Linked DNA regions of Homo sapiens: region 2 is linked to region 1. A link is a contact called in ENCODE Hi-C or POLR2A ChIA-PET data. All regions are on one chromosome and are shown on one strand. The core of a region is the stretch at or near the end of the contact, and the rest is flanking DNA. Distances in the headings are between cores, read along the strand shown.

Region 1 (3,385 bases), core at 224-2,723:
GTATGTGAGCTTTAACACAATCCTTAAAGGGGCAGGTCACCTCTGGCCACCCACTTAAGCAGCAGAGACTCTGGTGGGCAGTCAAAATGGTGGCCTTCACTCTCCCACCTTCTACCTCCCCAGAGGCATCACTTCTGTCAAACAGTTGGCAGGGACAACAACTTTGGGTGATGGTTCAAGCTATGGTCACCATAGTGTTAGCATTTCTCGCAGTTATATGGATCAACTCAATGAGTTGGCTGACAAATCAACACTTAAAGCCCTCAGCACCTTGGTGGTACGTGGTGGGTATCTGCTAAGTGTTCTAAAGGATTAGGTGCTAGGTGGAAAGGAGCAAAAGGAGACATAGCACAGTGTCCACGTCCAACCCCACTTCCCAGGAAATTGCTGAGGCCTCAGATAATTGTTTTATGATGGTGATTATAATGGAAATCACAAATATATATTTGTCCCTAAAGTATGTCTGGCACTGCACTAGGCATTTTTCCACAGATGGCCTCATTTTTAGAGTTCTCAACAACCTTGCAAATGCTGCATTTCATAGATTCTAAGACTCTTGTTTCCACATGTTAACATCTTTAAGATCAGGCTGAATCTTACAGTCTATGTGATGAGAGCCTTATATTGTGATTTAATTGTCAAGGTTATTTTTTGTTTCTCTTTTGCTAACTGTACATAAAACAATGGTGAATCTTACAGTGTGTGGTGTGTTAGATTTGATGAAATACAGTAGATGTGACTTTCCATGCTCTCCAGATGAGAAAACAGATACTCTGAGAGGCCAAACAAGCTGTCTGACATCATATGCTGGTAAATGCCTGGTGTGACATACATACTCCAAAACTTGTTCTTTTTCTCTCCTGGAAGCCCAAGTGCTAGAAAGTACCTGATCTGCACTGGGGAGGTTGAACCCCAGAATGTGAGAGCTGAAAAGCTCCCAGGAGTCAAGCTTGTGCTTGGCACCAGGACAGATGTGGCCCTGGACTCAAGCTGTGGCTTTCCTCTCCTCCCAGTTCACTGTACCACACTGTCTCTGTCCCAAGACCTTGCTTCTGCTTTTTCTCTTTCCTCTGTTCCTTCTCCTGCCTTTTTTTTTTTTTTGACACCCTTTGGTATTTTGGATGTTTCTTGTTATTTTTTGCTTTTATCTTACCAGCTGCTGGTTTCACCAAAGAGACAAAGAGACACCAGCAAGATGGAAATATCAGGCTCCCATTATTCTTTTTATTTTGCTCCTTTCCAGTTGTGTGACAGCTGGTTGGCTACCTCTGGAAATGTATTATGGCCTCTGAGATTTGGTGAATCGGAGAAGTATGAGCAGACACACACATCTATTGCCTTCAGGCCAGGAGAAATAATATTATCTCCCTTGTGGGAACAGTTTATTCTCAGAGTGCTTTGATTTAAGCTTACAAGGAGAAATGCCCAGTTATGGAGCAATTTCCCGGAATATTCTGTTTTAGCTGCCTGGCAGTCCTTTGTGCTAAATGATAATGGCCCACATCTGGAGAAGCCTGGTGGGGGTCTCCCTGGATGACTTGGCTTTCTGGTTTCAATCAAAGTGTCTTATCATTCTCTCACAGGTGCTTGGAAATGTAATGAACTTGTGGAGAGCACAATGAATATGCAGCGCTGAAAGGGATATTTTGATCCAAGCCCTTTATTCTGTAGATAAGGAAAGGGAGCCCTAGAGAGGTGAAGTGGCTTGCCAAAGTCACCCAGCAGATTATGGCCAGGATTATAATCTAGGTCACCGACTTAAAGTTATCCAAGGGTTTTCCTCGAAAAGAGCTATAGAGAACATACAGTAATGTTTGGTGTGACTCTTTCTCATGAGTCCTCCTTGAGCTTGAGCAAGCCACTTGTTTGCACTATGTCAGCTTTCTAACTCGTCTCCTTGCTTCCAGCTCTCCCCACACTAATAAACATCTTTATTAGTGTGAGATTCATCTTCTTGGTTGAGCTTCTAATCACTGCTTCTCCCTCTTCAAAATACTTGGAGGCTCCCAAAGAATAAAGCCCAACTTTCTTGGCATTGAAGCTGCACTTGGTCTGCACCACTTCACAACACTTCCTTAGTGTCCTCACTCAGCCTAAACTGCTTCCATTTTCTTTTCAAGCCTTGAAGCCTTTGTTCATGCTGTTCCATCTACTGAAACATACTTCTCCATAGTTCCATCACTCCCTTAGGCCCTGGCTTTTTGTCAGGGAGGTCCACTGGGGCAGATCCTGGGAGGAGGGGACATGATGGACTCTGCCAATTTGCTATTGGCAGACTTCTTCTCTGCCCCTTGAGTTATGCAGGCAAGTAGTCACCATGAGGGAGTCCACTGCAGGGCATTCAAGGGAAAGACAGAAAGTTTGGGGACAGTCTGGCAGCAGATGGTAGGTAGGCAGTGGGCATGAAGACAAGCCATTTGACAGCAGGTTTCAGAACTCCAGCTTCTGGGATTGTGCACTGTGGTGCCAGGTTTTGAGGAAACAGAAGCAAATCACACAAATATGGCCTTATCTGCAAGAAGCTTGCAGTTTAGTGGGTAGGACAAATGTTAGAATAGATGATTTCATCAAATACTCAAAATCTTATAATTTTCATTTTACAAATAAGAAAACTGAGTCTCAGAAAGGTTGAAAAATTTCTCAAGGCTGCCTAGCTCATTAGTTTTGGAGACAATTCCAAAGCCTATGCTCCCTTTAGTCATAATTTCATTTCTGGGGAAACAAGGGGTCAGGGTTGAGTGACCTGATGGTCAGATTGAGTGAGGTGATGATTTGGGCCTGGAATAAATACTGTTATTGTTCATAATAGGGACTATTCATTATGGGAGAACAAGCTTTACATATGCTAATTTTAAATTTCACAATAACTCTGCAGTAAGAATTAGCCTTTCCATTTTACAGATGCAGAAGGCAAAGATTAGCAAAGACAAATAATTTATCTAAAATCACCTACCTACAGTGGAGAAAGGTGTTCGACTTAGATCTATCTGACCATCAAATCTATGTTCTTTCCAGTGGACTAGCCTGCCTCTCCACCACGAGTTACCTAAAAACTATTGAGAGGCTCTTTTTTTTTCCTTCTTCAAGGGAAGGAGGGAGAAGGAGAGAAAGTGCATGTTGACACAAAAAACAAAGAGACTAAAAATAGTTTAAATGTAAAAATGTCATGTTCACCTAACTCAGATTTAGAAAGCCCACCACAAATCTTGGTGGGAAATTCTGCCTCCCATAATGAGAACTGTCACTTTAAGGCCTGTAATTTTACTGGATTTGCACAAGGGGAGCTTTGAACCACAATCTTCATTTATTTATTGTCTTCATTTATTATTCAAGTTTTCTCTTTCCTGTCTGGGCATCCACATTGGTGGAAAATTCTTAGAGTCAT
Region 2 (3,385 bases), core at 545-3,044, 120 kb after region 1:
TTTCACATTTTAATTAAAATATGCTGGGTGTGGAATAGATATTAGAGACAGTATTTTAGAAGTTCAGAGAAGAGAGTGATAGCTTTGGACTAGATGTTGTGGAGAGGTGGAATGGGAGAAGGCTTCCAGAGGAGATGGCACTTGGCCTGAGCCTCAAAGACTCAGTAGGACTTGGAGGGAATGAGAGAGCAGTGCAAACAGGGGAAAGGCATTGAGCCTGGAGTCCTTAAAATAATGCAACTTGGCTCCTGACTTTGATTCATGGGGGAGGAATTCACCCAAGGCCATCAGCCAACTGGAAGAGCTCAAAGGTCAAGGACTGTACATTTTTTCATAGCATTTCTCATTTGTTTGAGCTTAAACGAAGCTGAACCCTGCAGGGAAATGAGCACATGTTACGCATCTCTAAAGCCAGGAGGCTTCATGGCCAGGAAACTATGCTGGTCGGATAGTAATGCAAATGACTAATGCACCCTTCTGAGGTCTCATGTGGTTTGAGACCCCAGGAATCTGGGCCAGGCAGGAGACACATAGGCGGTGGCTCCAAACGAGAATGAGGGTGATTACACAAGAGGCAGCTCAGTTTGGTGAAGTGTTGTTCTGGGAATCAGGAGTGAGGTTTGCTCTCCAGTGTCCCTGAACAGGCCAGGTTCCTTCTCTGGTTTCAGTTACCTTGTGAATGTCTGGCTCTGACATACTAGGGGGCTATGGAAGACCTGGCAAATGTTTAGCCGTGTCTGCATCCTAATGGCAGATGTTAAAATCCAACCACATAGCCTTACTTGTTGCTCCCTAAACACCCGCTTTATACATCACTATGCCTTTAAACATTAAGTTCCCTTTACCAGGACCAGGCTCAGGGACAAGTCACTGTGCACATCTTCCTGCTCCCCCTTTAAGATTCAGTTCATTTCTCTTTGACTGGGAAGTTCTGACTCTCACAGACAGAGCTGGTCATTGCTGCCTTGTGCCTCCACAGCACTTGGGAACACAAAATTTGCCACAATTGGGATCTTGCAAAGAAATGTCAAAGGATTATCTCTTGTTTTTCTCCTGTGGGCTTTTCAAATTCAGGGAGGTCTTTGACTTGGGCTTTTCAGATCAGAATTCTCAGCCTCTAACACTGTGCCTGCCTGGAAAAAGGGCAAATCAATGAGACACAATATTCAGAGAAATAAAATTGTTTCTAATGAAGTTGGAGAGACTAATCTGTTACTTGGGTCTGTGTGAGTGGGCAATCTTTTCACCTGCTTGAGAGTTAAAAAAAAAATCATGAAATAGCCTCCCGATTTACTTTTCTTTCCCAGATTTGTACGTTACAGGTGCAATATTAGAAAGATCACAGGGCACAGAGTTAGACAGATGTGGGTTCAAATGCAAGGTTCACCACTCGGCTTGTTATGTTTTGTTAGAAAATCCACTTAACCCTCTGAACCTTTTCTTCATCTATAAAATTCAATAATATTGACTCCAAAAGATTAGTGTGAGGATTAAGTGAAGCAGGATACATAAAACTAGCATCATCAAAGGTTTTAGAAAGTATGTTAAACACCTACTGTGTGCCAGTCTGACACCAATAACCTTTGGGGAATCCTAATTGTGTATCTTGAAAGTCAGGCAAAGTAGAGCTTTGTTCCCACGCAGAGGACTCAGAGGTGAATTTACTTTCTTCCTAATCAGGAAAGAATTGCAGATGGGTGGGCAAGGTTGGGCCAGCTTCAAGCCTGGCAGATAACCAGTTAGGCTTAGCTGTGTCTATCCTGGTGCCAAAAAATGCTCATCCACAGAGCAGGGCTTTATCCTCAGGGAACGAGGGAACAGCTGCCCCCAGCTGTGCTTGCCACATGTTACTTTGCTTTGTTGAGACAAGCACTGCATGTGACCTGCTGCCCAGCAATGTCCCTTCCTCTGAGGCTGGCAGGGGCTCTTTCCAGAGCACCCCTCCTCAAAGGGACAAAACAGTATGATTCAGGTAACAGCCACTGATCTACTCTTCAGCACCAGGCTGTTTGATCTGCGCTTGCTCACTGAATCTTCAACTAGCTTAAGAAATAGCCACATTGTGCCTATTTAATACACGGGGGAACTAGTACCAGCAAATCTGTGATGCTAGAATTATTTGATTTATCTCAGCTTTAAAAACTGAATTCTTTCTTCTCTATAGTAGCATAGAATGGGGAGATTTGTACTTCATCTTCAGAAGACATTAATAATCACAACACAATAATACAAATTACAGTAATAGTTAACATTCACTGAGCTATTATTAGGCTTTTTTTTCATGAGGCAGAGTCTCACTATATTGCCCAGACTGGAGCACAGTGGTGTGATTTCGGCTCACTGCAACCTCCACTTCCCAGGCTCAAGCATTCTCGTACCTCAGCCTCCCGAGTACCTAGGATTACAGGAGGATTACAGGTGCCCACTACCAAGCCTGGTTTTCTTTTATTGTATTTTTAGTAGAGATAGGCTTTCACCATGTTGGCCAGGCTGGTCTTGAACTCCTGACCTCAAGTGATCTGCCTGCCTCACCCTCCCAAAGTGCTGGGATTACAGGTGTGAGACACTGTGCCAGCCTAAGCAGTGGTTTTCAATGGAAATTAATTTTGCCCCCCAACCCCTGAAACATTTGAAAATGTCTGAGACATTTTTGGAGTGCTATGGCATCTGGTGGGTAGAGGCCAGTGATGCTGCTAAACATCCTGCAGTACATAGGACAGTTCCCAGCAACAAAGAATTGTCTAGTCCAAAATGCCAGTTGTGTGGATGTTGAGAAACCCTAATGTAAATAATTTCAATGGATTATGTCTTTTCATTTTTATTAAGGCCAGGCATGGTAGATCACACCTGTAGTCCCAGCACTTGGGGAGGCTGAAGTGGGCAGATCATGAGGTCAGGAGATAAAGGCCATCCTGGCCAACATGGTGAAACCCCATCTCTATTAAAAATACAAAAATCAGCTGGGCATGGTGGCACATGCCTATAATCCCAGCTACCCAGGAGGCTGAGGCAGGAGAATCACTTGAACCAGGGAGTTGGAGGTTGCAGTGAGCCGAGATGGTGCCACTGCATTCCAGCCTGGCGACAGAGCAAGACTCCATCTCAAAAAAATAAAACTCAACAAGGTAGATATAATTTTGTCCCTTTAAGACAAGAAATCTGAAACATAGAGAAGTTAGGTTCTTCTTGCAAGATGGCACCAGGATGTAGTGATACTAGGAATTTGAACCCAGGGATCCTGAGGCCAGCACTCCTGACCACAACAGGGCCATTAGCTCATTTGAAGTTCCTCAAAGTACTCAATAGATTGCCTGGTGCTTACAGAAATGAAGAGGCTGTCCTGTGAAAAGATAATCAGGGAAGTCCTCCTGAAAGGAATCCTGAG

The links. Hi-C counts contacts between places; a loop is a spot of excess contacts on that map. ChIA-PET counts read pairs that join two places held with the same protein, here RNA polymerase II (POLR2A). Pooled maps may share reads with other maps.
Region 2: a loop to region 1 is called in a map of ovary, with 2.5 times the contacts of the local background. The contact joins two enhancer-like sites. A Hi-C loop is called at or near these places in 1 of 168 maps with a recorded cell type or tissue (ovary) and 2 of 50 pooled maps. POLR2A ChIA-PET finds 5 or more read pairs at or near these places in 1 of 52 experiments (activated T-cell).

What each region holds. Positions count from the first base shown.
Region 1 is chr1:55,603,483-55,606,867 of GRCh38, forward strand. No RefSeq gene overlaps it. Among named protein-coding and RNA genes, the nearest start is that of LINC01753, 340 kb to the right of the region's middle. Within about 2 kb of position 1,474, at least 2 of the 41 ENCODE cell types and tissues checked have a DNase peak (open chromatin) inside an H3K27ac peak, as active enhancers do.
Region 2 is chr1:55,718,622-55,722,006 of GRCh38, forward strand. No RefSeq gene overlaps it. Among named protein-coding and RNA genes, the nearest start is that of LINC01753, 220 kb to the right of the region's middle. RefSeq lists enhancers at 1,338-1,838, 1,839-2,339. Within about 2 kb of position 1,795, at least 14 of the 41 ENCODE cell types and tissues checked have a DNase peak (open chromatin) inside an H3K27ac peak, as active enhancers do.